Linked DNA regions of Homo sapiens: regions 2 and 3 are each linked to region 1. A link is an interaction called in ENCODE POLR2A ChIA-PET data of the cell type or tissue named here. Cell type or tissue: GM12878. All regions are shown on one strand. Each heading gives the region's core, and the rest is flanking DNA. Links, peaks and the distances in the headings are about the cores only. Region 1 overlaps WT1 (WT1 transcription factor). Region 2 overlaps ABTB2 (ankyrin repeat and BTB domain containing 2). Region 3 overlaps CCDC73 (coiled-coil domain containing 73).

Region 1 (5,904 bases), core at 554-5,553:
TGGTCTACATCGTAAAGTGTCCACAGGTAGACTCACATCTTGCCAAGTGTTGATGATCATCATACTAACTGTACCGCCTATGGCTGGACATTTTCTATATACTAGGCATTGTGCTAAGCTTTATACATGGACTTTAGAAAAATGGACTTTACCCTATTAGTACCATTTTGTATTGATGTGGTACATTTGTTATAATTGATGAGCCAATATTGATAAATTATTGTTAACTAAAGCCCATAGTTTACATTAGGGTTCACTTTTTGTGTTGTACAGTTCTATGGGTTTTGAAAAATGCATAATGCCATGTACCTATTATTCTAGTATCATACAGAATAGTTTCACTGCCCTTAAAATTCCCTACACTCCACCTGTTCTTCCCTCCCTCTTCTTCTCTTCCCAATAATCACCGGTCTTTTTTTTTTCTTTTTCTTTTTTTTTTTTTTGAGATGGGAGTCTCGCTCTGTCACCCAGGCTGGAGTACAGTGGCGCTATCTTGGCTCACTGCAAGCTCCGCCTCCAGGGTTCACACCATTCTCCTGCCTCAGCCTCCCGAGTAGCTGGGACTACAGGTGCCCACCACCACGCCTGGCTAATTTTTTGTATTTTTAGTAGAGACGGGGTTTCACAGTGTTAGCCAGGATGGTCTTGATCTCCTGACCTGGTGATCCACTCGCCTCGGCCTCCCAAAGTGCTGGGATTACAGGCGTGAGCCACTGTGCCCGGCTCGGTCTTTTTTCAGAATGTCATATAGTTGGAATCATACTAGATGTAGCATTTTCAGGCTGACTTCTTTCTCTTAGCAATATGCATGTAAGGTTTCTCCTTGTCTATTTGTGGCCTTTCCCCCTTCATTTCATCTGCAATACACACTTATGAGGTGGGTACTGTTATTCTCTCCATTTCATGGATGGGGAAACTGAAGCCCAGAGGTGATGAATAATGTCAGAATCACATCGCTAGTAAATATTGGAGCCGAGACTAATAACACAGGTCTTGCCTGACTTCAGACCCCCTGTTTATACCTACTTCACGATACTGCTTCTTAGGGAGGCAGAGGATGGTGAACAGTTTGTGGGAGGGAGAAGTCTCCAAGGAGCATGAAGAAAGTAAAGTATAAAGGTAAAAGTTTTGGAGAATTCAATAGACACTTTTGGTCTGCCACCTCCGTAGACCTTCAGTCTGCCTTCCCTGCAGAGTCTCTGTTTTGGGTGGTCAGAAGCACATACAGTTACTAAGGGTTTCATTTATGGCTTATAAACATCAATCCATGGCTGCAACCTGAGTAACAGCAGTGATACTTTCACCAGAATGGTCAGTACTCTAGATATAAGTTGTATCTGGGCCAGACCCCACATGATACGTGGGGCAAGTAGCTCTGAGATGTTCTGATTAATGTTTCCAGAAGTGTCACGAAGAAAGAACAGTGTGCTCCCTACTCCCAAGCCTTTCAATGGAGAGCAATAAAGGCAAGGGTTACAGAAATACGGAAATCTGACGACGGTTTAGGGAGACATCAAGCCTCTCCCCTGACGAATACAATCAGAATCCTTCACCGGGACCCTTACTGAGATTAACAACTCCTGTTCCCATGTGCACTGCTTCTAGGATGAATTAAGGGAAATGGAAAATGCTTCCTTTGCTTTCTTTCCCATCAAGCCCAGTTTGTCAGGCTCACTTGCCATGGCCTCTAAAACACTCCAGACCAGACAGGTATTGAGTATTCCAATCCAACAGCTGGCTCACCATTTAATTTTATGCCTTCATTATCCCTGAGACACTATGGCCTATTAACATCAATGTTGTGTTGTATGTCACTGCAGCATTTATTCTTCCAAAAAAGAAAATGACCTTTCAGTGCAGGGCAATGTGAAATAGGGACTAGAACATAAGCATGGGGTAGAGTGGAAAATGCACAGGGCAAGGAGTTGGTTATATTCAGAAGTGGTTCCAGGTCTTAGCACAAAACATGGATGCACTTTAGGCCAGGCATGGTGGCTCACACCTGTAATCCCAGCACTCTAGGAGGCCAAGGTGGAAGGATCCCTTCAGCTCAAGAGTTTGAGACCAGCCTGAGCAACATAGGGAGACCCTATCTCTACCAAAAAAAAAAAAAAAAATTAGCTGGGCATGATGACTCTCACCTGTTGTCCCAGCTGTTCAGGAGGCTGAAGTGGGAGGATTACTTAAGCTGGTGAGGTCGAGGCTGCAGGAGCCCCGATCGTGCCACTGCACTCCAGCCTGGACAACAGAATAAGATCCTGTCTTAAGAACAAACAAAACCAAAACATGGATGCACTCTTGTGTCAGCATCTCACCGCCTTTGGGGTTGATTTACTCATCTATAAAGGAATGAGGAGAATTTAGTGGCCACTCAGGCACTTGCTCAGCTCCCATTTATGACTCCCTGACCCCAAGAAGAGGAAGGGGAGCTTGCCTCTTTGTTTTCCTCCAGTTCTTATTCTTGGAAGACTGACAACACACACACTGCACTTCCACAAGATAAAGGGGAGCAACAGATGCCCTGCAAAGGACGTGTGCAGAGCACAGAAGGCAGATGGATTCCAGTGCTTTCTGGCCTCACTATTAAAGGTTGTGCTGGCTTCACCATGGCCTTCTGGTGGGTTTTGCTTCCTTTCACAGATGGGATCCCCAAATCCAGGGGCTTCTTCTTCCTTGTTATTTACTTATACTTGGACGATCTGGTCAGTTAGGGGCTCATTCATTATCCCACTTTTTTCTAATAAGGATGTCCCCACCCATTGCAGACTGGCTCTAGGTCATGTGGTCATGACTCCAAGTGGGAGGGAGTAGTTAGACTTTGGGACTTTGGACTTGCAGACATCACTACCTCAAGAGGAGAAGCTGAGAGATAGAATGGATTGGGAGCTCTTCCAGGTACCAGCATTTCTTTTGCAGAGGCTCTGGGACAGCCATTTCATGTAGGTTTCATCTCAACAGCCACTTCTGGTTGCTCAGTAGTGATGATCTTAGAGCACTGCATTGTAGAATGTCCTGATCTAGCATCCATTACTGATGTCTGCCATGGGGATCTGGAGTGTGAATGGGAGTGGTTTTAGGTCTGCACCTGCCACCCCTTCTTTGGATATACTCCAGTGCTCACTCTCCCTCAAGACCTACGTGAATGTTCACATGTGGCTTAAAGCCTCCCTTCCTCTTACTCTCTGCCTGCAGGATGTGCGACGTGTGCCTGGAGTAGCCCCGACTCTTGTACGGTCGGCATCTGAGACCAGTGAGAAACGCCCCTTCATGTGTGCTTACCCAGGCTGCAATAAGAGATATTTTAAGCTGTCCCACTTACAGATGCACAGCAGGAAGCACACTGGTAAGTGTGCCCGCTGTCCAGTCTTGGGCAAACATGGTTCAAGAGCTCCTTTTCCAGGCTCTCACACTGCTAAGGACCCAGGTTATTTCCAGGATGGAAAGTAAGCACTGCTTTGAAAGGTCTGATCCAGGTGTTGTAAAGAGGCTGTGGGGCCATTTTGCATTCTGATTATCTATCCTTTATTACAGAGGTCAGTAAACTGTCTTCCAGAAAGGCAGAGCAGAGTGGTAGAGAGAAAGTGCCACAGAATTAAAGAGACCTGTGTAGGAATCGTGTTGGTGTTAGAATACTATTAGCATTTCTAAGGAGAGAGGAGCTGGCCTGGGAATATAGTCATCAGATGGTTTTAGGAGGTCGATGGGCAAGATCATTGTGAAATTTTAGAAGAGATGGTCCAAAGAAAAACTTACCTGCTTGGGTCAGTAATAATCAACTAGACAGGAAGGGGAAAATTGATTGTTAGTTTGATTTTTTAGTGATCACTTAAAAAAAAAAGGTCAGTCATGGGGGCTCACGCCTGTAATCCCAGCACTTTGGGAGGCCGAAGTGGGTGGATCACCCAAGGTCAGGAGTTGGAGACCAGCCTGGCCAACAAGGTGAAACCCCGTCTCTACTAAAAATACAAAAATGAGCCGGGTGTGGTGGCACGCACCTGTACTTGGGAGGCTGGGGCAGGAGAATTGCTTGAACCTAGGAGGCAGAGGTTGCAGTGAGCTGAGATCTTACCACTGTACTCCAGCCTGGGCGACAGAGCAAGACTCTGCCAAAAAAAAAAAAAAGGAGAGAGAGAGATGATGATTTTTTATCTTTGAAGATACGCCAATGAAACTGGATTTTCCCCCAGGTCAGAGAGGCTGCTTCTGGGAAACAGAGAACTGGCATTGTTTGGTGTTGGCCACCTTGAATGTGGACAGCCATGTCACAGAACGTTTACTCTGGGCCTTGTGGGCACTAGGTGGGAGTGTGGGAGTGTGGTAAAACCCAGGTTTTCCTACAGAGGAGCTACTGCTGCCTTTTCCACAATCGAAGAACAGCATTATTATAGGATCACTGTTGCAACTGTGTTATTACTGCTGATTTTGCTCTTGGGAAGCTGGAGAAAAAAGTGAGCTGCATTCAGATTTCCTTGGACCATTGAAATTTGCTAATTCACTGTGTCCAGAGGATGCAATTCTGGTGTCAATCTGAGTTTGCACTCAGTGGGCCACAGACTTTGAGGCTAAAAAGGAGGGGACCAGTGGCATGTTATGTTTTTACACATTTCCCCAAATGGGATCATTTGAAAAGTGACTGTCAAGGTTATAAGGAAAACGAGAAAGTAAAGTCCTGCCTGAAAAATGCAAGGGAATAAATGAAGGCAATATGGTTGTAGAAACTTTTAGTGAGAGAGAAGCACTTAGAATGCAGTGAGGGTTAGACAACTGTGTGAAGGGAAGGCAGTGAACAAGACAGCCAAAACCCCAGACCCACTGGAGCCTTTAAGAAACTCTTCCTTGCAGAAGATGAGGGCAGGTTGGTATTTAACAATCCTACAGTCCCCCTTGAAAGAGAGCAATATTTTCTTATTTATTTATAACAACAGTACAGACTGTTATATTAAGTACTTTTTGGGTGTCAGGCTCTCTACATGTATATTTCATTTAATCCTCACTCACAAAACATTTATGAAGAGTATAGGATATAGCAGAAAGAGGACTCAAACTCCTTCTTTTTAACTGCAGGTTATAATCCTCCTTCTCAAAGAGTTCCTGGTTTGTTTGGGAGCTAGGATATAAAGAAATGAAAAGTGACTGAGAGAGTACATGATCATGTACTAAATCAGAGACAGGAGGTACCGAGGGGTTTGGAGGGTATCAGTTTGAACTAAGGTCATCCGAGAAAGTTTCTCAGAGGAAGAACAGCTTGGGTTAGCCAGTGGAGGCTGGTAGTTTGGGCAGAGAAAGTGATAGATGAGCAGAAGCTCAAAGGCAGGGGAAGGAAATCAGACTCAATAGGGGTAACATCTTCTCCAGCTCACAGAGGTGAAACATAAGGCACCAACCTGGATACAAATACAAAGAAAGGGGCCAGGTGCAGTGGCTCACACCTGTAATCCCAGTATGTTGGGAGGCGTAGGCGGGAGGATTGCTTAAGGGGTTCAAGACCAGCCTGGGCAATATAGTGAGACCCTGTCTCTAAAAAAAATATTTTTAAAAATTTAGCCAAGTGTGCTGGTGTATGCCTGTAGTCCCAGCTACTCAGGAGGCTGAGGTAGGAGGATTGCTTGTGCCCACGGTTTCGAGGCTGCAGTGAGCTAGGCTCACACCACTGCGCTTTAGTCTGGGCAACAGAGAGAGACTCTGTCTCTGAGAAAAAATAAAAATAAAAAGGCTCCAGCCCTTAGGATTTTCCAACCCATTGAAGAATTGTAGAATTGTAGACCCAGACACAGCTCACCACATTAGACAGCCTGGAATAAATGTCGTAATGAGGGAAGGAAGGGAAATTGGCCCATGCAGTTTCCAAGCAGGCATTGCAGAAGAAGGAGACACCCAGGAGACTTTTCGATGTGGAGATAGGGA
Region 2 (5,000 bases), core at 1-5,000, 1.8 Mb before region 1:
GTCTCAAAAAAAAAAAAAAAAAGTTACTGAGCATATAGCCCAGAGGGCCCCAACCCTGCCCTTCCCACATGGTTTCTGCAGTATCAGCTTCCAAGTGGCCCACTCAGGACAGAAGGAAACCCTGCTGCCCTTCTACAGGTGGTCCTGTCTGGGGCCTTTCCTCAAGCAGCCTCTAGCCCCACAGGCTGCCTGGCTCCAGGAGGCACATGACCTGTATCCTGCTAGGGACTGCCAGGCTGTGCAAAATTCACCCACCTCTGCCTGCTGGCTGCCCAGCTCCCATAGCAAGGCTCCAGGTGAGCCGTTCTGATCTGACTTCTGTGGCCTCATATGCATTCAAGTGGCCTCAGGGAGATCCATGTGCCACGGATGCCAAGACTGGGCCTTGCCAAAACCAAATCCTAAAATGCAGCAGGAGGTAGCCTTCCAGGCCAGGAAGGGAGCTGCAGCCTAAGGTGGCTGGTAGGCCTGGCCCTAGGGGCTGCCCTGAGGCCATCCCTTAGCAAAGAATCCCAACAGGAAGATCTGACCTGCCTGCCTGGTGCTCTAACCCCAACCCTGTATGAGGGGCATTCCAGGCACTGCTCCTGCTGGTGCCTCACCTTACTGAGCACTCACTCAGTGCCCTGCATGGGGAGGGCAGAGGGACCTGGGCATGGCCTGCCCAAGGCACACACTATCTGGAGGGAGCAGACGGACACTTACTGTGCAATCATGAGCTCACCACCCAGGCTCCAGCAGGGGCTGCAGAAGGCCGTGGGAGCTTCCCAGACCTCTAGAGGTGGGAAGAGGCTGACATCTCCAGGGTGGGCCTTGGCCAACATCTCCTGATGCCTGAACAAGGCTGGCAGGCCTGTCTCCCCACTTCTCTCCCCACAGTTGGGCCTTCTCCTAGACCCTCTGGTGCCTCTGCAGCCTCAGGGCCGGTCTTGACAGAGCCCGACTGTGCCGGCTGGAGCTGTGTTTACTTACACACTTGCCAGCTCCTTGCTGGAGCCGTTTCTTCAGCCAGCCAGAAAGAATTGTTTTTCTTTTTCCAACTGGGAACCTCACTAGGCTCCAGCGTGATGGCAGAGTTTGTAACTGAAACCTCAGCAGAACTAAATCGTTCCCGGTCCTGGACCACCTCATCTGGGAGCCCAAGGCAGGGCTCAGCCTGTCGAGGGGAGCTCCGGGCCTCCGGGCCTCCGGGCCTGGGCTCTGCGCTTTCTTTTTGAGGAAGCACACCTGAGACAGAGCCCAGATGGGGCACTCACCTCCACATTGGAGTCCTTGTGCAAACAGGGGAAGGCAGGAGGCAGCGTCCTCCAACATCCCTTCAGAGACCCTCCCACTGCTACTCCCTGTGTAGAATTTAGATCACACCAGCAATGAGCCACACGGGGCCAGGCATGATGCGAGAGCCCTGCTGCAGGCATCAGGGGAGCTGAAGGACTTGAGCCAAGTCATCTTCCTTCCCTGGGTCTCAGTTTCCCCAGCTGTGAATAGGAACTTCCCTCCTGGGCTCACCGTGTTCTCATGAGGATTGTAGGGAAAACATTCCAAGGAGAGAGCCTGTTATCCGGGCAGGGACTCAGGAGAGAGGGTCTTGGAGTTGGCTTCCCCGGGAAAACACAAGTCTCAGCCTGAGCAGGAGAGGGAGGGAGAGACAGAGCTGGGGACCTGCAGAGGGACAGGCCCCTGGAGGCGGCAGCTGGAGCAGTACCCTGTGGGGCTGGCAAGGACTTTCATGCCTCAGGTTCACGTGGCATTCACATGGGCCTCTTCCCACCACAGATGATGATGCAGTATCTGTACTACGGAGGAACAGAATCCATGGAGATCCCCACCACTGACATCCTGGAGGTGAGACTCGGGAGAGGGGGAGGGGGCCTGGGCTAGGGTGCCCAGCGGCTCGGTCTCCCATTCACCCCCTTCAGAGGGAAGGTGGCTCTTCCTCTCCATCTGACAGGAAGAGCAGTTCCCAGAAAGAGGAACTGTGCACACCACTGAGCCCAGCCTCAGTGCGTGTCCCAGCGGGGATGGTTAGGCCCAGGAGTATCAGAAGGTAGTGGGGCCTGAGGGTGGAGGCAGCAGGGCACACGGCACTCGGGAGCTTTCTGTTCGGTGCTGTCTGGGCCACTGGTCTGGCCATGGGTCCCCAAGACCTGCTCTGCCTCCCTACCAGCTGCTGTCAGCTGCCAGCCTGTTCCAGCTGGATGCCCTGCAGAGGCACTGCGAGATCCTGTGCTCCCAGACCCTCAGCATGGAGAGTGCCGTGAACACCTACAAATATGCCAAGGTGAGGGCCAAGGATGCCTGCTGGCCACCTCCCACCACATGCTCTGCTCCACGGGGGCCTCGGCCGTGTGGCTGCACTGGGGATGAGCTAGGAGATGCAGGTGACCAGGCTGCTTCTGAGGGCAGTGTAGAGGCTGAGGGAGGGTTAGCAACTCCCTGTGTTGCCTGGGGTCACTGCTGCCCACTGGCCATGTGGTAGCTTGGGAGGTGAGCTTTTGAGCCAGCTGCACCCTAGTTCACATTCCAGCTCTGCCACCTGGGCTGTGGTAGCTGGACAAGTTGCTGAGCCTCTGAGTCAAATCAAAGCCATAGGTATTTACTTTTCTCCCCTACCTGTCTGTGCCTCCCTAGCTGTCCCATCTCAACAATCAACATGGTCACTGCTCAGTTGCTCAGACTCAAAACTCAGGAATCATATTTGATTTGCAAAAACCCTCCCATATGCAAGCCACCCACCTCTGAAACACACCAGCGGTTTCTCCACTTCCCTTCATCTCCACTGCCCTCGCCTTGCCCTAAGCCACCACCATCACTCTCTTGGACAATGGCATCAGCCCAGCCTCCCTACTTCCTGGCTTTAGCCCTGCAATCCACAAGCTTCTTTCAAAAGTTCAAAAACCATGGCCAGGCACAGTGGCTCACACCTGTAATCCCAGTACTTTGGGAGGATGAGGCAGGACCAGGAGTTTAGACCAGCCTGTGAAACATGGCAAGAACCTGCCTCTACAAACTAGCTGAGTGTGGTGGCGTGCATCTGTGGTCCCAGTTGCTCAGGAGGCTGAGGCAGGAAGATCAGTTGAGCCCGGGAGGTTGAGACTGTAGTGAGCTGTGATCATGCGCACTCCAGCTTGGGCAAGAGCAAGACTTTGTCTCAACACAACCCCCGCCCCCCAAAAAAGTACAAAGACTGTGTTACTCCCATACTTAATCCCACCAAAGGTTTTCCACCTACTGCAGGCTAAATAATAGCCAGCCCTTATCATGCCTTCCAAGGCCCCCAAGGTCCTGCCCACATCTCCCCTCACTCTGCCATGCTTCCTTCTCAGCGTGCCCAGACCCCAGGACTTTTGTGACACTTCCCTTTTCCTGTAAAGCTCTTTCCCGCCCTTCATCTTCACAACTGGTGTCCCCAGGCCTCCCCTGGCCTCTCACAAGCCATCCTGTCACGTTGGCTTTACCTCCTTCACAGTCTTCTGCAGTTACCTTGTCTTTGGTTCCTCAGATTCTGTCTGTCTCTCCCAAACTAGGACATCAGCAGCACTGCAGAGATCTTGACCTCAGAACTGAAAACCCAGAGCGGCCCCTTGATATGTGTTGAGTGAACATCTTTATCCAGCATTTACCATGTGCACAGTCACATGCCAGGCCTGGTGCTGAGCCCTGGACACCCAGTGGTGGACAGTCCCCGTTCCCACCCTTAGGAAGGGAACTTCCAACCCAACAGGGATGACTGCCACTTAACAGGGCAGCATGACAGTATGACACAGGCAGGAAAATGACGGGGGCTGAACAGTTCAGATATAGCAGAGGTGGCCTCAGGATGCAGGGACAGGGAACGCCTACCCTGGCCAGAGTGGGGCTTAATCAGGGCTGTGGCCATGGGTAGGTAGTATTTGGGGGTGAGGGTGAGTGGGGCTGTACTAAGGCGATGGGCTTCACCCCTCCTCTCTCTGCCCTACAGATCCACAATGCCCCAGAACTGGCCCTGTTCTGTGAGGGCTTCTTCCTCAAGCACATGAAGGCCCTACTGGAGCAGGATGCCTTCCGGCAGCTCATCTACGGCCGCAGCAGCAAAGTGCAGGGCCTGGATCCACTGCAGGACCTGCAGAACACCCTGGCAGAGCGCGTGCACTCTGTCTACATCACCTCCCGGGTGTGAGGCAGGGGGCGGAGGCTGCCGAGGCCAGGGCCTGTGGAGGTGCCAGGGCCCACCATGTCGGGGTATGGTTGTAGGCCCTCTTGGAGCCAGGTTCACGGGGCTGTTTCCTCCTCCTCCCCCAGATGTCCCCCCTGTCACCGGGCAGCTCACCCTCATCTCCTCTGCCCTAGAGCTGTTTGTTCAATCACTGATGGGCAAAGGGGAGATGTAGCTAACTGGTGGCCCTCCTCCCCATCTCAGTTTGCAACTCAAGGGCAGCCATGCACTCCCCCGGGGTGTCGCTCTCCCCTCCTGCAGGTCAGCAGCTGATCCTGATCCACCTCCGCCCAGGCCCTCCAAGCTCTACTCACCCCTAGGGCCTCAGTAAACTCAGACCATCCCAACTGGGGCTCCTGGGGGTACAGGAATCCTTATGAATGTATAGAATGCATACTGCCTAGGCCCCCAGTCGTCTGCAGTAATTCAAAAGCTGGTATTTTTCTTCCTAAATGTCACATAGCAAAGGCTGCCCAAATCCCCAAACTTGTTCTTCAAAGGTTTGACAGGCTTAATGTGGGCATCCAGTGGCCTGTGGACCCCCCCCTGCCACCACGACTGCTGCCACCCGGAGTTCCCCCATTGTCTTTGGTGCCTGGGCTTCCAGAGTCCCTCCCATCAGGACTACCAGCTTGCTCAGTTAGCAGCAGAGGGCAGTTCCCCAGCTTGATGGTTTCTGAGCTAAGTCTGGCATGGAGGGGCAAGGGGTAGGGGATGGGGTGCTGTGTAGGAATGGCCTCAGCTCTTGTTTTGCTGCTGGTTTTAGGGGCCAAAGTAAATGGGTGGATTCTGGAACCTCAGGCCT
Region 3 (5,904 bases), core at 395-5,394, 380 kb before region 1:
GAGCCTGTATTTTTGCATTAAACTTAACATTTATTGTCAGATTAGGAAACAGTTTTAGAAAAACTGGTTTTTATTTCTTCAAGGTTACACAGTGATGGCTGGGTGTGGTGGCTCACACCTATAATCCCAGCACTTTGGGAGGCTGAGGTGGACAGATCACTTGAGGTCAGGAGTTCAAGACCAGCATGGCCAACATGGCAAAACGCCATCTTTACTAAAAATACAAAAATTAGCCGGGTGTGGTGGCACATGCCTGTGTCCCAGCTACTTGGGAGGCTGAGGCGGGAGAATCACTTGAACACAGGAGGTGGAGGTTGCAGTGAGCTGAGATCTGAGATTGCACCACTACACTCCAGCCTGGGTGACAGAGGAAGACTCCGTCTCAAAAAAAAAAAAAAAAAGAAAGAAAAAAAAGATTACATACAGAAAGTAGTCAAGTTTTTTCTCAAGTCTAAGACTTCTAACTTTAAGTTCAATTATATATATATATATATATATATATATATATATACATGTGTATATATATATGTGTGTGTGTGTATATATATATATATATATATATATTTTTTTTTTTTAACCATACTCTGTAGGAAGAAATACTCTGTAAACCTCAGAGAAGCAATTTGAGGATCAAAGGAAAAATATAAGGGAAATTGCTTTGTTAGGTAAGGGGTTGTATATATACATATGTATATATATATGCTGTGGAGTTGGGGGAGTGAATGAAAGAAGAGTAAAACAGTTCTTGCCTTTCAGAAACATCCCATTGGAGAGGCATATTGAACATACAAAGAATTGGAGAATTCTTGTTAAACTATAGGGTTGAATTTAAGCACACAACATGGATTTAGAAAATGGAAGGGTTATTGTGGTTTAGAATAGCCAGGGAAGGGTTCCTGGAGAAAAGAGGCCTTGAAATGGGCATAAAAGATGGATAGATAAGTGGAGTGAGTAAAAAAATTATTCTAGGTACAGAGGTGAAAATGAGCACGGATTAGTAGGAGACAGTAAGGAAAGTGTAATAGAGGAAGTCTTTTGGGGGCAGAAGATTAAAGTTGAAAAGGGGGATGAAACTAGAAAGTGGGGAACCCTGAAATATTAGGCACAGGAATTTGGGCTTGATTTGTATACAAAAAGAACTCTTTGAGTTTGGAAATTGATGAGGTTTAGGTGATGTTTTGCAAAATAATTCTGGAGAAAATATGCACAATAGATTGAAGTGGGAGAGAAGATTAAATAAAGGGATAACAGGAAAAGGTGATTATAATTCATGTCTGAGGTAATGAGGGTCTGACTAGATTGATAGCAGTAGGAGTAGTGATGCAGAATGAATCTAAGAGCAAATTAGAAGGAAGAACAAACCGGTCCATTTAGAGATTAGATTTAGGGGATGAAGGAGAAAGTGAAAGTGACAGTGTAGTTGACAGAGAAAGTGAACAAGAGGTGGAGAAGCAGAGAGAGAGAAAGAGAAAGATGTCAAAGATTTTGTGAATGTTCATTGGAGATTAAAATAGAATACATGATACTACTGACCGCAATGAAATTAAAAAGATTTGAGAGAGAAGAAAAAGTACAAATTTTGATTTGTTAAATCTGATGTGAAAAAATGCAAGTGAGTACTTTAGAAATTGCTGAAGATGAAGTGGGAGTCTTTCACATGGCAGTTGTGTGATAGAACTTTGGAGCTGGAAGTAAATTAAGAGATAAAATAAGAAAGTAGGTACAAAAAGGGCAAAGCATGTGAAAACATAGCTACCTATTAACAGATTTGTTAATATTAAAGGATTCCCAATCTGTTGCTCTTTGAATGAAGCAGAGGTCACTAACTAAGTACCCTCAGGGACTAGGTGAGATAAATTTATTTAATATTCAACTAATATTTATTTAATCTCATGTATTATGCTATATCTGGTCATGTCCTAGGTGCTGAAGACACAGCATGGCCAAAGTAGAAGAGATTTTGACCTCACAAAGCTAGTATTTTAAAGGAGGAGGTATAATAAATAAAATTAACACATAATCAACATAAGATAATGTAGGATAATGTTAAGTGCTCTGGAGAAAATAAAACAGGATAGATAATATGCTAAAGAGTGATTAGGTGTGGTGCTTACTGAAGAAGTAACATTTGACCTGAGACTGCAGAAACATAAAGGAAATTCTGTATAAAGATATGGATATAGAGCATTCCAGACAGAAGGAACAGCAAGCCTATAGGCCTTAAAGCTGGAATAAATTTGGTATATTTTTGAACTGAAAGATTTATTCAGTGTCTATTGTGTGCCAAATATTTTGCTAGGCTCTGGGGGATACAACAGTGGCTAAAGTGACAACACTGGCTCCCAAAGCTGAGTGGCAAAGAAATCATCTACATTTGATGCACCATCTGGTAGACAGTTCTATTGGTAAATTGATGTATTTAATGTAAATGATAAACTATATAAACATATAATTTTTAAAATGTTATTTTTTCCTCATATTTTTTGTCAGAGAATATTTAAGGCCTAGATAGATACCACTTTTTCCAAAACACTCACCTTAAAACCTTCCTGTGGACAGAATTAATTGCTTTGTCATTTGTATTTTTATAGGCACTTTGTACATGTTTCTGTTCTAGTGCTTATCACACTGTTGGTTTCCATGTCTGTCTCTCCAACCAGATTGTGAACTCTATCCTGAAGTACTTGCATTGTGCTGTACCTATGCTAGGAAGCTAATCAGTGTTTCTTTAATCAACTGCTCTATGAAATTATAAGAAATAATAAATCATTGTTTTACATAATTAAGTTGGGTATTATTTGTTATACAGCCATAGATTCAATGTTTTTATTTTTTTATTTTTTTAATTCTGCTGTCCACATTGTTTCTTTTCTCCAAATTCCTTTTCTTATATTTGCTTTTCATCTCTTCCATGGTTTTCTGAAATGCCATCATGTATTCTTTGAGGACCAATGTTATTCAAGGTGTCCTATGCACTAGAGTTTATATAATTAAATAGGAGGTGAGTTTTGAAATCCTTTTTAGAACTTTAAATTAAACATAATAGATTGACCACATCCATTTATTTTTCTCACGTTCATTAAAATGCATAAAAAGGGTTTTAACTCACAGAGACAAGAGAGAATAGACAATGATTTAACAGAATCTGTCAGAAAGCAAATAGAGGAGCATTGTGACTGACTTAAAAGTTCAGAAGTTTGCTTAGCACTTGGAAACAACAGGTACTTTGTAAGGCAAGGAATAAGACTTGGGAATAAAAAGGGAGACTTGTTGAAAATATATCTATAGAGTACTTGAACCTTTCCAGGTCTCCTTCCCTGCAGAAGATGAGAAGTTTGTGTGCTGGAAAAATGGATCCATGGCAATTCTAGTTAGGAGTACACCAGATAAAGCAAGGGAAAGGGATGACGCATGGGGCTGAAAATGAAAATTAAGTAAAAATCTTCTCATTGAACTGTGGAATCCTTACTTTCTACTATCATCTTCTATCAGAAGGCATACTGCCAGATAAAACCCCCTACCGTCTTCTCTTAAACTTCAGGACAAGAAAATGGAGAGTTCTCTGGGGAAAATGAAACACCTGAGAGAAAACATGTCTACATATTGACATTAGGGAGGTGAACCCCTAATGAAAAATCTGTTTTGTTACCTGATCACCCAGTAGTGAAACCTATCAATCAATAAGCCCTCCCTCAGTGCTTCTATTCATTTTTTTTTTTTTGAGACAGCATCTTGCTCTGTTACCCAGGCTGGAGGGCAGCAATGCGATCATAGCTCACTGTTACCTCGAACTCCTGGGCTCAAGTGATTCTCCAACCTCAGCCTCCCAAGTAACTGGGAGATGTGTGCCACCATGCCTGACTTTGTGTGTGTGTGTGTGTTTGTGAAGATGGGGGTCTCACTGTATTTCCCAGGCTTGTCTTGAACTCCTGGATTCAAGTGATCCTCCTGCCTCAACCTTCCAAAATTCTGAGATTACAGGTGTGAGCCACCACTTATGGCCCCATTCAATTTTTAATGTATCATTCCACTTTTTAAAAATAGCTTTTTCATTGAGATGTAGTTTCCATATCATATGGTTGACTCATTCAAAGTGTGCAATTCAATAATTTTTGGTATATTCACAGTTGTTTATCCATCACCACAATCAATTTTAGAACATTTTAATACCTCAAAAAGAAACCCCATACTCATTAGCAGTCATTCACTATTCCCCTGCAATCCTGCTTCAACCCCCCAACCTAAGCAAATACAGATCTACTTTATGTCCTGTGGATTTGCTTATTCTGGACATTTCATATATGTTGAATCATTAAATATGTGGCCTTTTGTGATTGACTTCTTTCATTTAGTGTAACATTTTCAAGGTTCATCCATGTTGTTGCATGTGTCATTACTTCACCCCTTCTTATTGTGGACTAACATTCTATTTTATAGATATGCTACATTTTATTTATCCATTCACCAGTTGATAGGCATTTGAGTTGTTTCCATTTTTTGGCTATTATGAATAATGCTTTTATGAATATTTATGTGTAGTGTTCTCTTGGGAATCTAAATGGAATTGCTGAGTCATATGGTAACTTTATGTTTAACCTTTTGAGGAACTACCTGGGCTGTTTTCTGGTTGCACCATTTTATATTCCCACCAGCAGTTTATGAAGGTTCCAATTTCTCACATCCTTGTCAACACTCATTATTATTTGTCTTTTTGATTATAGTGTGTCATTCTATTTTCAAACTTCAATAGTTCAAATAATAGAATAACTAACACCTTTATAACCTTACCTAGATTTCACCAGTTATTAAAAATCTGCTATATTTGTTTTATCTCTTTATATACCTCTCTTTCCTGAACCTGTTGAAAGTAACTTGTAAGCATCATGATACTTTGCTCTGAGATACTTGAAGCTTGTATCTCCTTAAACAAGGACAAGTATGTTCTGCTTTATAGCCATCTAAGAAATCTAGTATTGATTCAGGAATATTATCTCAATATACTATACTCAATATTCAAATTTCCTCCTTTTTCCTCCAAATGCCCTCAATAGCTATTTGTTTTTTCTATCTAGGATCTAATTAAAGTTCCCACATTGCATTTGGTAGTCATTTTTTTTTGTTGTCCTTTAATCTAGAACAGTCCCCCTGCTTTTGTTTTTTATAATATTGACTAATGCATTACTTATAAATATAAACAGACAGCTGGGAATCGTCTGACATTTGAGAAAACCATGAAAGAGATGAAAACCAAATGGGAGAAAAGGAACTTGGAGAAAAGAGACAATGTAGAGAGCAGAATAAAAAAAATTAAACTAAAAATATTGAATCTGTGGCTGCATAGCAAATCACCTCCAACTTAATGGTTTAAAATAACAGTGATTTATTATTTCTCATAATTTCGTGAGTTTGTTGGAATGTTTTTCTGCTGGTCTTGCCTAGGCTCTGTTGCAACTGCACCTGAGTTTGTAGATTGTTGTGGGGGTTAGCCCCAGCTGGGACATTTGGGATGGCTGGGCCTCCTCTCTCCATGTAGTCTTTGATTCTGAACTTCTCGTTCTTTGTATAACATGGCATGGCAGGTTCAGAGCAACATTTTCAAAGAGCAAAGACTTCAAGGCCTACTGACCAAAACAAATTGTAAGGCAATCCTAGTGGAGACATAGATTTCATCTCTGGAAGGGAGAAGTGACCCTATCACATTTCAAATGAGATGATGGGAGGAATTTGTCACCATTAAGCAATTTATCAGTTTACCTCTTTTACATTTCTCACACAAGCAAATCATGTTCACCTTCGTCCCAAGACTTCCAAAAATCTCAACCCCAAACAGTATTGGGCTCAAAGTCCATCGGTTTGAATGTGGTTCATGCTCTTTGGCTGCAGCTTGTCAAGTGTAGCTCCTCT

What was found. Peaks named below come from ENCODE experiments on the same cell type or tissue, not always from the same donor. Only the 100,000 strongest peaks of a DNase experiment are listed, where the experiment ranks them.
Region 2: POLR2A ChIA-PET joins it to region 1 with 5 read pairs; 1 of 35 experiments calls an interaction of 5 or more read pairs at or near these places.
Region 3: POLR2A ChIA-PET joins it to region 1 with 7 read pairs; 2 of 35 experiments call an interaction of 5 or more read pairs at or near these places.

The regions. Positions count from the first base shown.
Region 1 is chr11:32,393,696-32,399,599 of GRCh38, reverse strand. WT1 (WT1 transcription factor) reads left to right here. Exons shown (of 10, transcript NM_024426.6): 7 at 3,193-3,343. Among named protein-coding and RNA genes, the nearest start is that of WT1-AS, 39 kb to the left of the region's middle. In GM12878, for the core only: no CTCF peak of the experiment used is centred there; a DNase peak (open chromatin) is centred at 3,103; H3K27me3 peaks cover 143 bases.
Region 2 is chr11:34,151,546-34,156,545 of GRCh38, reverse strand. It overlaps ABTB2 (ankyrin repeat and BTB domain containing 2), which reads left to right. Exons shown (of 17, transcript NM_145804.3): 15 at 1,777-1,845; 16 at 2,168-2,281; 17 at 3,962-5,000. The coding sequence ends at 4,159. Among named protein-coding and RNA genes, the nearest start is that of NAT10, 48 kb to the right of the region's middle. RefSeq lists enhancers at 489-990, 1,583-1,632, 2,173-2,222. In GM12878, for the core only: no CTCF peak of the experiment used is centred there; a DNase peak (open chromatin) is centred at 1,975; H3K27ac peaks cover 1,756 bases.
Region 3 is chr11:32,771,597-32,777,500 of GRCh38, reverse strand. All of the region lies in intron 1 of CCDC73 (coiled-coil domain containing 73), which reads left to right. Among named protein-coding and RNA genes, the nearest start is that of CCDC73, 20 kb to the left of the region's middle. In GM12878, for the core only: no CTCF peak of the experiment used is centred there; no DNase peak of the experiment used is centred there; H3K4me3 peaks cover 478 bases; H3K27ac peaks cover 724 bases.